2 separate regions of the Homo sapiens genome follow, and region 1 is linked to region 2. Evidence: chromatin loops called from intact Hi-C (ENCODE). Cell type or tissue: endothelial cell of umbilical vein. All regions are shown on one strand.

Region 1 (8,000 bases), 210 kb after region 2:
AAATCTGCCCCCATGATCCAATCACTTCCCACCAGACCCCACCTCCAACATTGGAGATACAATTCAACATGAGATTTGGGTGGTGACACATATGCAAACCCTATCATATGACCTTTGTGTCAGGGACTAGCATATGTGCTAAAGATTCTACATACGTATTTCTGAAATGGTTCAGGGTGTCTGCCCAGCCTATTACTGCCTTTCTTTGAGAGTTTCCCTTACCAGAAGATGGACTTATTATAGCTTGTTTGTTTGATGAAGTTGATTGGATTAAGAATAGTTATTTGGTCCACATTAAGCCAATTATCTTCCCTAGGATTTTTTTTTCACTGTATTTTAAAAATACCGTCTCTAGAAATTTTGAGGTGGGATTCAAACTAGTCAGTTTCTGCTGGTGTGTGGGAGCAGAACAGATATATTCCAAAATAGAACACTAGAAGCTTGGGGTGGCCATTTTTTATATGTGCACAGAGAAACAGGATGGATTGTGAGCAGAGTTAAGGTAGTATTAGGGCCCAAAGAGGCAAAGACAAAGAAAAGCGTCCTTGGTTCCTGATGACTTTCACATTCATGGTTCAGCTGCACCTTGGGCCCATTATCTGTGCAATAGGTTTTTCAAATGAGGCACAAAGATAAAGAACAATATAATAGATTCCAAGGAATAATTATCTCTCCCTACCCAATGCCTCATAAGCTAAAGTGGGGTGCTAGACTGCCTGTGCATGATTTGCTAAGGGATAATCAAGATGGTTCTGTCAGCATGGTCATGTACCCCAGCTAGTATAACAGGGAAAACTTGGAGAACAGAGGTTTTTGTGTGAACTTTGAATGGTCTCCTCTGCCCCTCCTCATGGAAATAGCAGGATGCTTTATCTAAGCTCAAGCCAATGTGTAGGGCTTCATGGGGACTGTGAGGAGATTTTGATATCTGTATCCTGGAGATTAATGGACATAGTCAGTAGTGTTTAACTTAAGTCTGAAAAGTCTAAAGTCAAGGGATATAAAAGGAATCCACTGGGGCACTGGGAGTAGGCTGCACTTCCACTCAAATTGGCTCCTGGTTAAAAAAAAAAAAAAAGAAAGAGAGACCCTCTCCTCCCCTAACCCTGCAAAAGAGAGTTGACCTGGGGTTATCTTAAAACAGAAACTCTTAAATGACTACCTCAGTGGGTTGTATACATGAAAAAATGGTGTGTTACTGGGTGCTCAAAATGGAGCTATCCAGAAGAAGGCATTGCCAAGGTCAAAGAAACTACATTGCAGATCTTGAGTGAGAAGCTCTGAAGAAGCAACAAAAGTGTCCAACCAAGAAAGACTCAGCAATGCATCTGCTGTCCAGAGAGCATGAAAGCCACATTTTATCAGCTGCATAACCCAGCTCCTTCCTCTGGTCCCTCTTTCCTTAGTCTGACTTTGGAGAAGCCAGAGCCGTGGCTTACACAGTGTGGGAGGAGGCAGAGTTAGGAACTTCTTAAGAAACCAGCCACATCCCCACCCCACCTTCAGCCTCCATTCTGGGAATGAGGAAAGCTTGACACTGAATAAGAATTTAGATATTCTATTTCTTTACTGAACTGAACTCTAGCTTGGGTATTATTAGAGTAGCTGATATGTTTAATGCCAAAACATTACCTAAGAATGAATACACCAACTATGGACTTTATCTATAGTTTTATCTTTAATAGTGAGAAATAATACATCATTTTCTTTTCACATTTTATCACTGATGGAGGTATCACATAATCATATTAATGTATCTGCAGGATAGATGTTATCTTAGTAGGAATTATTTTCTTCCCTCTGTAATTAAGGAAACTGAAGCTCACAGAGTTTAAGTAAGTTTCCTAAGGTCCCACAACCAACAGTCAAAAGAACAAGGCTATGAAACATGAATGTTTCAGTCAAACAGTCATTCCCTTCCTGCACGCTGCACTGAACCTCAAGGACCAACAAAGAACTTGAGAATTCAAAGTGGGCAAGATTTTATCTAATTTGGGGAAACAAGGAGTGTTCATGCAAGGGGAATGGTTCATGAAATGGACTTTCAGGATGAATAGGTTTTTAGCAAACAGAGATGAGAGGAAAATAATTCTAGGACAGAAGTGACTAAACTAAGAAACTGAGGCTGGATAGGGTGTAGTCTACAAACTGTGGTAGTCTAATCTGGATACGTATAAGGTCGAGGAAGGGTTAGGGAAAGAGAAGTCTGGAAACACTGTGGGGCAATAGAATGGTAATTCTTTACTTTTTACCTTACTCCCTCTTCTGCAACTGCCTCTTATTCTTTGAGAAAAAAAGGAAGATATACTTTTCATATGATTTGGAAAGCAGAGATTATGTGCTAACATCTCACTTGGTATAGGGAAAAACTGCAAGAATTTTTTAGAGAGGTGGACCTAGTTTCAAATCCATTACTACTATAAGAATATACTATTTCTGAAACTCAATTTCCTTGTCTGTAGAGCAAAAAAATTACTCCATAGTACCACAGTGGAGGATAAATAAAATAAGATGAATATGATACACAATTATAAAATAACTGTGTGACCTTAAGCAAATTACAAATGTCATGTCTCTGTTCCTCAGTTTGCCCACCCCATTGTGTTGTCAATGACATGTTATATCACTGTTTGAAGGACTTTACAGCAAAAAAAGGTATTCTTATAAATGCTCAGTAGATGTCAAGCTTAATTTTGTATGTGTCCAAAATTAAACCTTTACATTTTAGTTACATAAAAAGGTCCTTTAAGTGAGGGTAAGAGAACATTTAAACTGAAAGTTATATATACTAGGCCTGAAATTTTTAATGGCCTTATTTAAAATGAATATAAAGGTACTTAAGGAAGGTAGCAGTTGTAGGCTTTCTTTTCTTAGGAAATCAATACTCATAAAACTCAAGGTTGGAAATGAGAATTAAAAACCACAGTGAGTTTATTTTAAAACATGTAGTCTGTCATCTTTATTTTCCCTTTGGATTACATAGTGTTTATACCCTGAGGTCTATTTATGTTGCTGCAACTCTTTCACTGACTTTGAAGTGAACTTTGTATGGTGCTAGAATCAGAGCACTAGGGCTTAGAGATCATGTATTCCAACCCTCTCATTTAAAAAGAGTAAATTAAGGTAAGAGAGTAAAGCGAATTTCCCTGATATCTTTGTTTCCTCTGAGATGTAAAAATCTCTGTTGTTCTTAACCACCAGGCTAAGTTCAGTGACAGCAAGAGTCATCCTAGTTCAGCCCCTAACATGGCCCCTGATCCTCCCCTTAACCTAGACAGTGCCTGGCACTTAGCAGACACTCCACTTATAGTTCTGGAAAAAAAGCACTTATCTCTGAGCAAAGTCTTTTACTCTCATTAGAAACTCTCTGGCATTCCTGGTATGGCTTAGGAGACTAATCACTGATAATAAATAAATAAATAAATAAATAAATAAATAAATAAATAATAAATTCCTGCTGTTCTTCTCCCAAATACATGCCTCATGGAGTTGCCTGCAGGAGAAAGAGTTCCACAGCAAATCAATACCTGCAATTTAAAGGATTCTACTCTTGCCAGGTGTGATGGCTCATGCTTGTAATCCCAGCACTTTGGGAGGCTGGGGTAGGAGGATTGCTTGGGGCCAGGAATTTGAAACCATCCTGGTCAATATAGCAAGACCCCGTCTTTACAAAAAAATTAAAAATTTAGCTAGGCGTGGTGTTGCCCACCTGTAGTCCCAGCTACTCAGGTGGCTGAGGCATGAGGATTGCTTGAGGGATTGCTTGAGCCTGGGAGGTCAAGGCGGAAGTGAGCTGTGATCGCACCACTGTACTCCAGGCTGGGTGACAGGGTGAGAGGCTCTCTCAAAAACAAACAAACACACAAAAACGAGGATTCTATTCTTGTAACTTCAAACCAATAAAAATAAGGATTCTACTCTTATAACTTCTCACCAGCAGATTCATTTAAAACCATTATTTCTTCTGTCCAGAGCATCCTAATACATGCAACTGCTCTCATCCAACTGGCAAGCACACAGATTTACTAGCAAAGTTTAGTACCTGTTGGTCAGAAGACTGCCTATTTCTTCTGGGTATCTCTTCAATGTTCCAGGAAACAAATTTCATTTATTCTTATAAGTCTGACTGTCCCAGACAAAGTTACTGTATGTACAAAAATCTGTGTATTTCTTTTGGTGTGATTCAGATGCAAGCAGAAATGAATTTTATTCATATTGTTATCTTTAAGACTGTGTGGGTTGGAGAAGGATTCATAGACAACAAAACAGGAAAAGATTAAGTCAAACAAAACAACTTAGTGGTTTTGTAATTTTGGAGGCTTTTGTCTGAAGGGAGATAGCTAAAGCTTGACAAAGGCTTCCTATGTGTGAGTAGAAGAGACAGCTCTTTTCCCTCTTCATTGGGGCAAGCACCATAGTAATTAGATTTAAAGGACACCAATAGACTTTTTTATTAGAACCAGATAACTTTCTGGTGTTTCTCAAATGAGAGAAAGGCACCTCCATGGAATGTCTTTCATCCGTTTTCAAATTCTACCAAGCCCAGTTCTTCTGCAAACTTCACCTAATGTATGTGTGATCTACAGCTGTGGTTTACAAACTGAATTCAGGTGGCCAGGCAGGGACCCCTCCCCCCGCGCCCCACTACCCGCTAACCGCCTCCCGCCACACACACACACACACACACACACACACACACCCCGCGCGCGCGCACACACACACACCCCACCCCACCACCCCGACCTCCACATACATTCCCCCGACCCCCTCCAGCAGTGAAGTCTAAGAGCACCGCGAAGTAATTTAAATTTTCGAGGGAAAGCACAGCGCCATCTGTCGGACATCATGCCAATTACTCTTGTTAAGTTCCTACCTGACGGTTACTTTATACTTTGAACTGCTAGGTACTCCTTTTGGCCTAAGGACACAGTGAAAAATGTACCGAGACCTTGGAGAGCCACGAACCAAGAAACTTCAGAAACCTCTGATATCTGATCAAGAGTTAAGAGACGTCAGAATCATCACAACTGACAAAAGGTTAGGAAAAAATTCTAAACATTTCTATTTCCTACAGACTTCCCCATTATATTTTTGGCTGCCTAAACAGAAACAGACTTCCATGATCAGGAGCTGGGCTCTGGCAGTTAACATTTTATTGCCATTTTACTGGTTATGAACTCTTTCTATGATATCTTCGTATCTATATGAATAGATAGGTGATATGTATCAGTATGTATGTGTTTAAAGAGAGATTTTTTTTCCCTAGGCATGTCTCCATACATAAATATTTTTAAAAGTTAAAAACATGGGTTCCATGTTTCGAAATGGCTAGGACAGGAGCTGTGGAGTTCTCAAATCCTAATTGAGGGCTGTCTCAGGGAAAGGTGCTGATACAAAAATCAGTCTCATCCTAGGTGACCTCTGTCAGCTTTATAAGCTCTTTGATGACTTATTATTCCATTTATAAAACAAAGAGAATAATACAGATGTTATTGAGGTTCGTGTTTATAAAATATTCTAAGATGGCCAGATGAAAAGTGTGACTCACAGGAAATGCCAAATCTGAAATAAATCATCCTTCTGAGTCACAACAAATACCTTTCAATGTGATGGAAACTTGATATTTGAAAACTCCCTTGATTAGATTCCTGTTTTCATCAGCTGTACTTTTCCTATGAAATTTGTTTACATATTTCTTTCCTCTTTACCATGCTTTCAAATTGGTTGACATTTATAACTTGAAAGAGGACCATTGAAAAATTACTTAAGGGAGACCAGCACAAATACAATTTTTTTTTCCACCAGGGAAAGGCCATGTGCGTGTGTTTAAATGTAATTATCGTTTCCCTTTTGATTTTTGTCAATCAAGGAAATAGTGTTACTAAAATGTCTGATTGTTTTATCTCATCACTACCAACAAAAACTGTTCCATTACAGTCTGTGAGGCTTTCTATTTTAGAGTGTTTTCTAGGCAATATGTGGTAATTCAAAGAGATCAAAGTAAATGTCTCCACCTCAATTCATACAAGCCTTGATAATAATATATTTTCAAAACTTGTCCATTCTAAAGTAACATTTGTCTACTAAGCCCTTTTTTGGGGGAAATTTAAATTAGTGGGAGGAGCTTATACACTATCTTTTTCATAAATAACACTTTTCTTGATTATTAAGAAGTAAATAAAATGATCTTCAATTCTAGCACACAGAGATAAGCGCCATTGAAATGTTGGTGTGCTTTGGTCTAGTCTTTTGTCTATGCATGTTTTAATATTATATACTTTTTAAATTTTATTAATCTCATTTTGTGTTACAGTTTCTTTTTTATTAAGTTGTGCAGGTTTGTTACATAGGTACACATGTGCCATGGTGGTTTGCTGCACCCATCAACCCATCATCTATGTTAGGTATTTCTCCTAATGCTATCCCTCCCCTATCTCCTCCCCACCTCCCCGCCGCCACCCCTGCCCACAGGCCTGGCGTGTGAGGTTCCCCTCCCTGTGCCCATATGTTCTCACTTTTCAACTCCCACTTATGAGTGAGAACATGTGGTGTTTGGTTTTCTGTTCTTGTGTTAGTTTGCTGAGAATGATGGTTTCCAGCTTCATCCATGTCCTTGCAAAGGACATGAACTCATTCTTTCTTATGGCTGCATAGTATTCCATGGTGTATATGTGCCACATTTTCTTTATCCAGTCTATCATTGATGGGCATTTGGGTTGGTTCCAAGTCTTTGCTATTGTGAACAGTGCTGCAATAAACATACGTGTGCATGTGTCTTTATAGTAGAATGATTTATAATCCTTGGGGTATATACCCAGTAATGGGATTGCTGGGTCAAGTATTTCTAGTTCTAGATCCTTGAGGAATCGCCACACTGTCTGCCACAATGGTTGAACTAATTTACACTCCCACCAACAGTGTAAAAGTATTTCTATTTCTCCACATCCTCTCCAGCATCTGTTATTTCCTGACTTTTTAATGATCGCCATTCTAACTGGTGTGAGATGGTATCTCCTTGTGGTTTTGATTTGCATTTCTCTGATGACCAGTGATCATGAGCATTTTTTCATGTTTTTTTGGCCACATAAATGTCTTCTTTTGAAAAGTATCTGTTCATATCCTTCATGTTACAGTTTCTTTTGGTAATTTTGATTACCATTCACTCCAATTAAGTCAGTCATGTAATATTTAACATATTTTTGCATGTGTTTAAAAAATGGCAATTTCAGATTATTTTAGATACTGTAAGTAAATTGAAATTGTGAAGTATAGATTTAAATGTATTATTTTTGAAATTTCCATCTGAAATGTTACATAATTTTGTTTGTTGAGTCACTCTGTAATTAATTCTAAAGCTCAAACCATGAGCTGTTCACACTGTTAAACCTTAAAATTGATTTGGGACCAGAAAAATTTCATCAGCTGTTTTAATTTAAATAAGTATGCATGTGCTTTGCCACTGGATAATTGTGCTAACTCAGGCCAGGTGCAGTGGTTCACGCCTGTAATCTCACCACTTTGGGAGGCTGAGGTGGGCGGATTATCTGAGGTCAGGAGTTCGAGAACAGCCTGGCCAAAATGATGAAGCTCTGTCTCTACCAAAAATACAAAAATTAGCCAGGCATGGTAGTGCACCCCTGTAATCCCAGCTATTCAGGAGGCTGAGGCAGAATTGCTTGAACCCGGGAGGTGGAGGTTGTGGTAAGCCGAGGTAGCGCCACTGCACTTCAACCTGGGCGACAGAGTGAGACTCTGTCTTAAAAAGAGAAGAAAAAAATTGTGCTAACTCTTATCAAGCAAGCCCTTGAAATTCCACTCAATTCATGAAGCCATCTCAGTTTCTTCTGGGACAGGTAGTAATTTACCCATTCTCAACCATTTAGAAATATTATTAAGTCCCTTTAACTTACTGAATCATAACAGACATTCATTCCATTGTTTATACGTAAAATTACTAAATATTAGTTATTGGGTAGTCCTAGATAAAATTTATGAAGTTA
Region 2 (8,000 bases):
ATTAGCACTATCTCCTCGGTGATGTTCTTGTGATAGTGAGTTATCATGAGATCTGGTTGTTTAAAAGTGTGTAGCACCTCTTCCCTCTCTCTCTTCCTCCTGCTCTAGCCTTGTGAGATGTCTCACTCCTCCTCTGCCTTCTGCCATGATTGAAAGATCCCTGAGGCCTCACCAGAAGCAGATGCTGCCATGCTTCCTGTACAGCCTGCAGAACCATAAGCCAATTATTAATCCTCTTTTATTTATAAATTACCCAGTCTCAGGTATTTCTTGATAGTAAAACAAGGATGGACTAACACAGTTAATAACAATGTATATTTCAAAATCGCTAGAATGATAGATTTTTAATGTTCTCACCACAAAAAAATGATGTCAGATGATGGCTATGTTAATTAGCTTGACTGAATCTTTCTATGCTGTGTATACATATATCAAACCATCACATTATACTACATAAATATACACAATTATTTGTCAATTAAAAAATGGTAATTTCATGTGATCTAACCTGTTATTAACAAAGGTATGTATAATTCAATCCCAATTCCTAAAATGCCTAAGATTCTAAGAATCAGATTTAGGATCTAATGTTTATGATTTGATAAACATCAAATCATAACAATTTCTAAGAATTCTTTTGATTTCTAAGAATTATTTATTGTTTTATAGCAAAAAAATAGGATGATAATGTAGAAGTTAGAATTCTTCTTTTTGGTTCCATGCCATTTCAAATGATTAGGATTACCTCTGATCTGTGGTCTATGCCTTGGGTGTAAACTCCTTGATTAGACAGAATTCCAAAACCCACATGACTGGGAAGTACATCTCACAAACTAAAGGTGGGGGAGGACGGAAGGAAGGGAGATACGTGAACAGAGAAGTCATATAGTACATCTTCCATTCCCCAGCCTTATGCTCTGACAATTAAAGCCAATTACCAAGGAGAATTCAGGCAATAATGTTAACTGATGGTGTCCATGTCAATTTGTTCTCTCGAAGCAGCTGAAAAAAAGTGTGAGAATAAATGGACATTTCTGTAAATAATTTTTTTTTTTGCAAATTCTGGCATATTTCTTACAAGTGTTGGAGCTTTAGTATTTGTACTCTCCCATGGGCTAGAATTGAAAATTTCTATTATAATTACTTTCAGCTACTGAAGTCATGTAGGTCCATTTGAGGTATTTGCATAAGTGTATTTTAAGGCAATCTATTTTCTAACATTAAGTAAGTGCTTGACACTTTAATTATAACTCATCAAGAAAGACCATCTATTTACCTGTCTGTTATCAAAATTTCTAAATTATAGATTGAGGAAAAATGTGAATGCCAGCTGTACTTAAAAGAAATAATAATAATTTACTTATGCAAGAAAATTATAGAGTGCATACACTAAGCTACGATGGATAATGCTTTGGTAAACTAATTGGATATATCAGTTATATCATTATTCTAGAACCTATATTTCTAACCACTCATATTAAAATACAACAAATTCCCACTACCTGGATTCTTTACATATACAAAGAAAGGCACAAGTCATAAAAAAAAGAAAAAAAAAGAAACTACCTATAAAAATGACTACTAATAACTAATAACTTATAGCTTAAATGACAACTTAAACTATAATCTATTGCTTTAGCAGAGATATCACTATTATAATTGTTCATTTATACTTGGAATGACCAAAAAAATGTTTTTTTTTAGATGACAAACAGGCACAGTTCTGAAAAATGAAAAACTTTCTGTACCAGCAAAGCTGAGAAGATGAATCCTGAAACATTTAATCAATTTTAAAAAATTTCCTCATAGATCAAAGCAAAGATTACTGCAAAGTTTTATGAATCAACATTGGGTTCATAGCTTAGGTCTAAGAGAGGGGAAAAAATATATCAGGAAACAAACGAACAATAAGTGCAGCCAGTTGTCAGTCTAGAAATATGGCAGATGGTTAAAATCAGAAGTCATATAGTTAACTCAAAGAGCCAAGGTCCAAACCACCAGGCAGAAGTTATGAGAAGAACACCACTGAGTTCCAACCTCCAAACTGGGGATAGAAGCTGAGCAGAGGTGCCTAGTCACAGAACCCAAAAGGTAGTTGTTTTTTGTTTTCTGTGCTTTAAAAATACAACAGAAGACAATGGCTGGCCCTCTCTGGCATGGTCAGTCTACAGCCAAGTATGAGCTGATTGAGTGTTGCACCTGTCCAACAAAATCAGGACGTGTTCTTATTTCCTAGAGGTCATTGTAAGGGACTGTGAGGGTGTAGACAAGTCAGCAGCAATCAGATACACTGAACACTCTTGGACTAACTCACCTTGCCCAGGTGACATTTTTGCATGTTTGTTTATTTCAGGACAGGAGAAAGAGAACCAGAAATTTGAGCTGTTTTGCATGGCAAATGTGGACAATCTTTAGAAAAAAAAATTTCTCGTTATTACTTTTAGTTGGCATTAGGACTGGACTCCAGTTCTCTCCTCAGGAAAGTAGAGTGTTGGGCCTGTTTGGCTCCTTCATTGGAACCAATAGGAGAGAAGCAACAAGTGAAGGGGGAAATGACTTAATTGAATAGTTTGTAACTTTGAAACATGCCATAATCCGTTTCCGTATTCCACAGAGAACGCACTTGATTTTCCTTGATGATTTTCCACTCCTGCCCTGAGCATTTGCAGAGTGTAAATCAGAGACTGAGAGGCACCAGCAGCCCATTCTACTCCTGGGATAATAAAAACACATGCCCTAGAGCTTCAGTTAGTGGGTTCCCAACCCATCAACAAATGGAATTTCTAACATTGCTCCCTAGTGATTGTATTAATGGGATAATTTTCTCTGACAGGATGTATTTTTTCTGAAATTATCTGAAGTTTCCTCTTCCAAACTCTATCTTACTGCCCACTCCCATGATTATCTCCTTGTGCAATGGAAAACAATATCAACCCCCATGTTAGTTTTCTATTTTTAGACCTGGTTTGGTCAGTCTATACAGTAAAATGGTTTATATTTAGCTCCTAAGTTTCTCCTGTTAGTAATTCAGACTCGTCACTCCCTTAGTCATTTTTATTGGCTGGTTGGTTGTCAGTTTCATGATGCTTGACCTAAGAATGAAGACAGTATTTCCAGGGATAGCTCATAAGGGTGGGGTCAGATATTTTTGTCTATAGACTATAATGAATCTATATATACCTTGGAAGCCAGTCTAACTTCTTACCCTTTTTCAACCCATATATTTTTAGCCTCACATGATAAATTCTGAGTTATTTTTATTAATGATATCTTCTCATCTTGGAAAACAGTTCCTATGGTATGTTGTTATCCCTAGAACTTAGCCCATATGCCTGCAACATAGTTAGAACTCAAGATATACTTGATGAATAAATGAATAAATAAATGATTCAAACATTACTGGTAAGAGTTATTTCCAAATTATTTTTTGTCTGGATTTATAAGATTAAATTTTTTTTCTATTTTTCTTTAACATCTTTTAGTGTTTTACTTCAATTGAGGTGTGTTATCAGTTCAACTATTAGAGTACAATCTCATACTCTACAAGCACATATGTCCATGTTTTGCATAAAATTTGTGGGGTCACATGACTTCAATGATCTTTGCCATAGGATTTCTGGCCTGGTAAGTGACTTTAGAAATCATCTGGTCTGATTCCAACATTTTGTAGACTTTAAACCTGACAACTAGGAAAGATTCTACGGGATATAGTTAAATGTTTTCTATTATAATCTTCTCTTTTGTTCACACTTTATTCTTTGTATTTGAAGACCATACCATGTCGTCCGGAATGGTCAACTCTTTCATACCACTCAAACATACATTTTTTTCTTACATTTGAAAATCTAGCTACTGTTTTAAAGGACTTATCTCCATCTGTGTTTCAAATTCAGCAATTTGCAAGCTCTCTGGTGATCCACTGATGATCCCTGAAGTTTCCTAGATCAAAACGGTTAATTCTAGATAGTTAAAAGTTGACCTTTTAGAGTTCTGAGATTCATTGAGGTCCATAATCAGCATCCATCTGAGGTTCTTGCTGTGGTCTCTTTTCTGCATGTAATTATTTTCCTTCGTATGTTTGCCCTTTTGATTATACGTGGAATTTTGAGGTTGGTCGCTTGGTGGCACTGTAGTTAATAGCTTGATTTTCTTGTGTATTTTTCCACTGCCTTCATAGCTTTTGTTTTTAAATTGCAATTATGTGAAATATGTGCGACTTTTAAATTCTGCTGCAGGTGAAATGATTTAATGACTCTTGACTTCTGGATTAATTTTAAGCATTATAAACATTGTGAAAACAGACTCTTGCTAATAATGATCATTATCGTAATGGCTTGAGGCATAATCATTTACTAACATTAGCCAAGTGATTAAAATCCATCATGAGTTTAATTTGAAAAAATTTTGTTCCTTTGCAATAAATGGCTAATGATATTAGCCTCATCTTTGTGAGGCCAAAACTTATCATATGACTTTGTACTTTCACTACTTGATAGAAATCTTCTCTTTTTAACACAGGCCATATTATCCCTATTGTTTACCAAGCCTGTGGTGTTCTCTATATTGGTACTGAACTGGGCCATGTGGTGCACAATGTACATGCAATTGTCACTTTTCTTTTATGGCCCTGCTATTTGATAATTTGTCATTTTACAAAGCAAGTGACCTTAACAGATGTTAAAATTAATTACCATGGCCAGTCAAACCTGTAGGGAAAGGGAAACATTCTCATTTTATGACTCATTTTTGTCAAAACTGGTTATGATATTTATAATAATCAGATTTTTTGATATATTTGTATAACTTTGTAACGATGCCTTTAAAAAGTGTCCAATCTTAAAGTTAGTAATAATTTTCCAAAAATATTATCTTTCAACTGATTTTTTTTCTTTCTACCTCTTCTCTCTACAACCCTCTGCCCTGCTCACAGACCAGCATTCTGGAGAGACTGAGTTTTGAAACAACCGAAGGAAAGTGATTAGAGAGCAAGTGTGTAGTTGCCATTTTTTTCCCCCCACAAAGAACCTGAGTCTGGACTTTAAATTTACTTACTGCCTCATTATTTCCTTTGATGAATCGTGCAAAAATCTTGACCTTCAAGGGTACTCTACCCAGCAGATGCCCATGAGGATAATGATCTTATTTCCAAAACACCTTAAACAATTAGAAAAGGAAAAAAATAAGTATAACAAACAACCCCCAGAATAAACAAACTTTGGCAACTGTGGAAGGGAAAAACCTGTATTTCTTAATGGGTACTATTTTGTTTCCAGAAGTTTTCCCCAAACGAAACAACCAGGTGAATATCGCACACTGACTGATATTAGAGATTAGCCTTCCACAGGCTCACTGATGAACTGTAATCTTTATGGCTGTGTTAGCTGTTTCCTCTTCAAAACAAGTCAATGTTGTTATTCTCATTTTTTAAAGAACCAGAGAGACCCACGATGGAGAATTAACATGCCCAAGATTGTTTAGTGAGTGGGTAGAAGGCATGTTAATTGGCCATTGAATGCTATGTAAAAACTACACACTTGCTCTCTAATCAATTTCTTTCAGTTATTTCAAAACTCAATCTCTTCAGAATGCTGGTCTGTGAGCAGGGCAGAGGATTGCAGAGGTAAGAGGTAAAAAGAATAAAAATCCCCGAAGGAAAATCATAAAATTTAAAAGTCACATACAGAATTTACTATTACATATATGTGTGTGTGTATGTGTGTGTGTGGTTTTTTTTTAATTTTTTTTTTTGAGATGGAATCTCACTCTTGTTGCCCAGGCTGGAGTGCAATGGTGCAACCTTGGCTCACTGCAACCTCCACCTCCTGGGTTCAAGCGATTCTCCTGCCTCAGCCTCCTGAGTAGCTGAAATTACAGGTGCCTGCCACCACGCCTGGCTAATTTTTTGTATTTTTAGTAAAGATGGGGTTTTCTCCATGTTGGCCAGGCTGGTCTTGAACTCTTGACCTTAGGTGATCCACCCCACTCGGCCTCCCAAAGGCCTGGGATTACAGGTGTGAACCACTGCGCCTGGCCTACTATAATATCTTAATGAGGTAAAAGTCACAGATTTTCAGTCAAATTATGAGCATTAGTAACTCCCTGAGCTAAAGCTAGCCATTAATTATTCAAAAACATAGTGTGCAGCACCTACTCCATGTAACATGTTGGGCATTAGGGACACTAGGGAAGTTAGTATAGCCAAGGTGACCCCTCTAATGATTTATAATACTGCAAACCTGCCCCAAATACTTGTGTTACATGGTTAAATAGCATGTCTTTTAGTTAACAGTAAAGTCAAAATATGGAATCTAGCAAAATTTATTAGAATAGAATCAACCATAAGAAAACTAGTTCCAGAAAACTGAGTTCCAGAAAAGTAACACCACTTATTCAAGATCTCATAGCTAGACAGTGGCAAAGAGAAGTTGATTACCAGTATTTTATTTTATTTTTATTTTATTTTATTTTAATTTTTGAGACAGGGTCTTGCTCTGTCACCCAGGCTGGAGTGTAGTGTCGCAATCTCGGCTCACTGCAACCTCTACCTCCTGGGTTCAAGCGATTCTTGTGCTTCAACCTCCTGAGTAGCTGGGATTACAGACGTGCACCACCACACCCAGCTAATTTTTGTAGTTTTAGTATGAATGGGGTTTCACCATGTTGGCCAGTCTGATCTCGAACTCTTGGCCTCATGTGATCCACCCACCTTGGCCTCCAAAGTGCTGGGATTACAGGCGTGAGCCACCTTTGCCCAGCCTTGATTTCCACTTTTTAAGAGTTCACTCTATTGTAAAATACTCTTTTCCAAAGACCATCCAAAATAAGAATCTTAATTCCCCAAACCTATATATAATAAGTGTATACTGAGATAGATTTTTTTAACCTGTGGGATGATACAATAGAATGTAATAATGATTTATGTTTGTATGAATGTGCATCTCAATAGGAACTACCCAATGAAATTTTATATGGCTTAAAGATATGAAAATTGTTTTCGCTGTGTTTTATGAAGCCTTAATAATGACTCTAATGCATTTGTGGACTGAAAATTTTCCCTTTTCAAATAAAGAGGGAAAAACATATCCTTCTACAGGAAATAGCGACCATAAATCTGTTTTGTGGTAACAGATTTATTATTTCCAATACATTTTTTAAAAGTGCTTTTGGTTGTTGCTGCTGTTGTTTGAAAGTTCTTTGTTCTAGTTATTTAGTACCTTTCAGCCAATAAAAGTTTATAAATTCACATGTCAAGTTTTATAAAACTTTTCATTTCCTTATTAAGGTGTTTTTAATAATTATTTTAATATTTCTAATATTTAAGAACAATTAAACTATGATGATGATATTAAAATCATACTATGACAAAATCCAGACTCTGTAGAGCAAAATGGGGTTTCAGGACAGGCGGAGACAGACTGAGCTGCTGGTCCATTAAGGCTGCCAGGTAATGGTCTGACCACTTATCTGCTGAATTTCCTGCTAGCCAGACATGATCACATCAATTTCCTTCATAGGCAATTCTTACACAGTTATAACTTTGAGGGGGAGCAAAGTCATTTTAGAATCTGAACACCAGGACCAGGAGTTAATTGAGCCCCTCCACCAGGAAGGAACAGTAACTCCTACCCTGTTTGGAAAATTTCATTGTGAAGAATGTAGTGTATGCCACATTGTGAAAGATGTCTCACAAAAAACTCAGAAATTAAACCACATATATTTTATTTCCTTTGTTGTTGTTCGATTGGCATGAAAAAATTTTGCCAAGGAAAGAGGATTTAAGATTTTTATTTTTCCTTTTCTTTTTAAAAAATCCCCAAATGACAAGAATGTCTGCTTTTCGCAAAATATGTACATAAAAGTTTATCTTGATGGCCATACTACTTTTCTCAGTTAGGGGAAACAGCTATACCAACTGTTGTGTCCATTTATTCAGTTTTTCTTTTAACAATTCATTGCTTTTCTTGATCACTTTACTAAATCTCTACAGAAATGACTTTAAA

The links. Peaks named below come from ENCODE experiments on the same cell type or tissue, not always from the same donor. Only the 100,000 strongest peaks of a DNase experiment are listed, where the experiment ranks them.
Region 1: a loop joins it to region 2, with 6 times the contacts of the local background. A loop is called at or near these places in 69 of 110 quality-filtered maps.

What each region holds. Positions count from the first base shown.
Region 1 is chr2:181,949,598-181,957,597 of GRCh38, forward strand. It overlaps a transcript of PPP1R1C not described here. Among named protein-coding and RNA genes, the nearest start is that of PPP1R1C, 32 kb to the right of the region's middle. RefSeq lists an enhancer at 5,015-6,214. In endothelial cell of umbilical vein, a CTCF peak has its summit at 4,845 (motif pointing left); DNase peaks (open chromatin) are centred at 4,854 and 5,544; H3K4me3 peaks cover 300 bases; H3K27ac peaks cover 1,337 bases.
Region 2 is chr2:181,738,901-181,746,900 of GRCh38, forward strand. No RefSeq gene overlaps it. Among named protein-coding and RNA genes, the nearest start is that of NEUROD1, 62 kb to the left of the region's middle. In endothelial cell of umbilical vein, a CTCF peak has its summit at 4,083 (motif pointing right); DNase peaks (open chromatin) are centred at 4,141, 7,101 and 7,471; H3K27ac peaks cover 900 bases.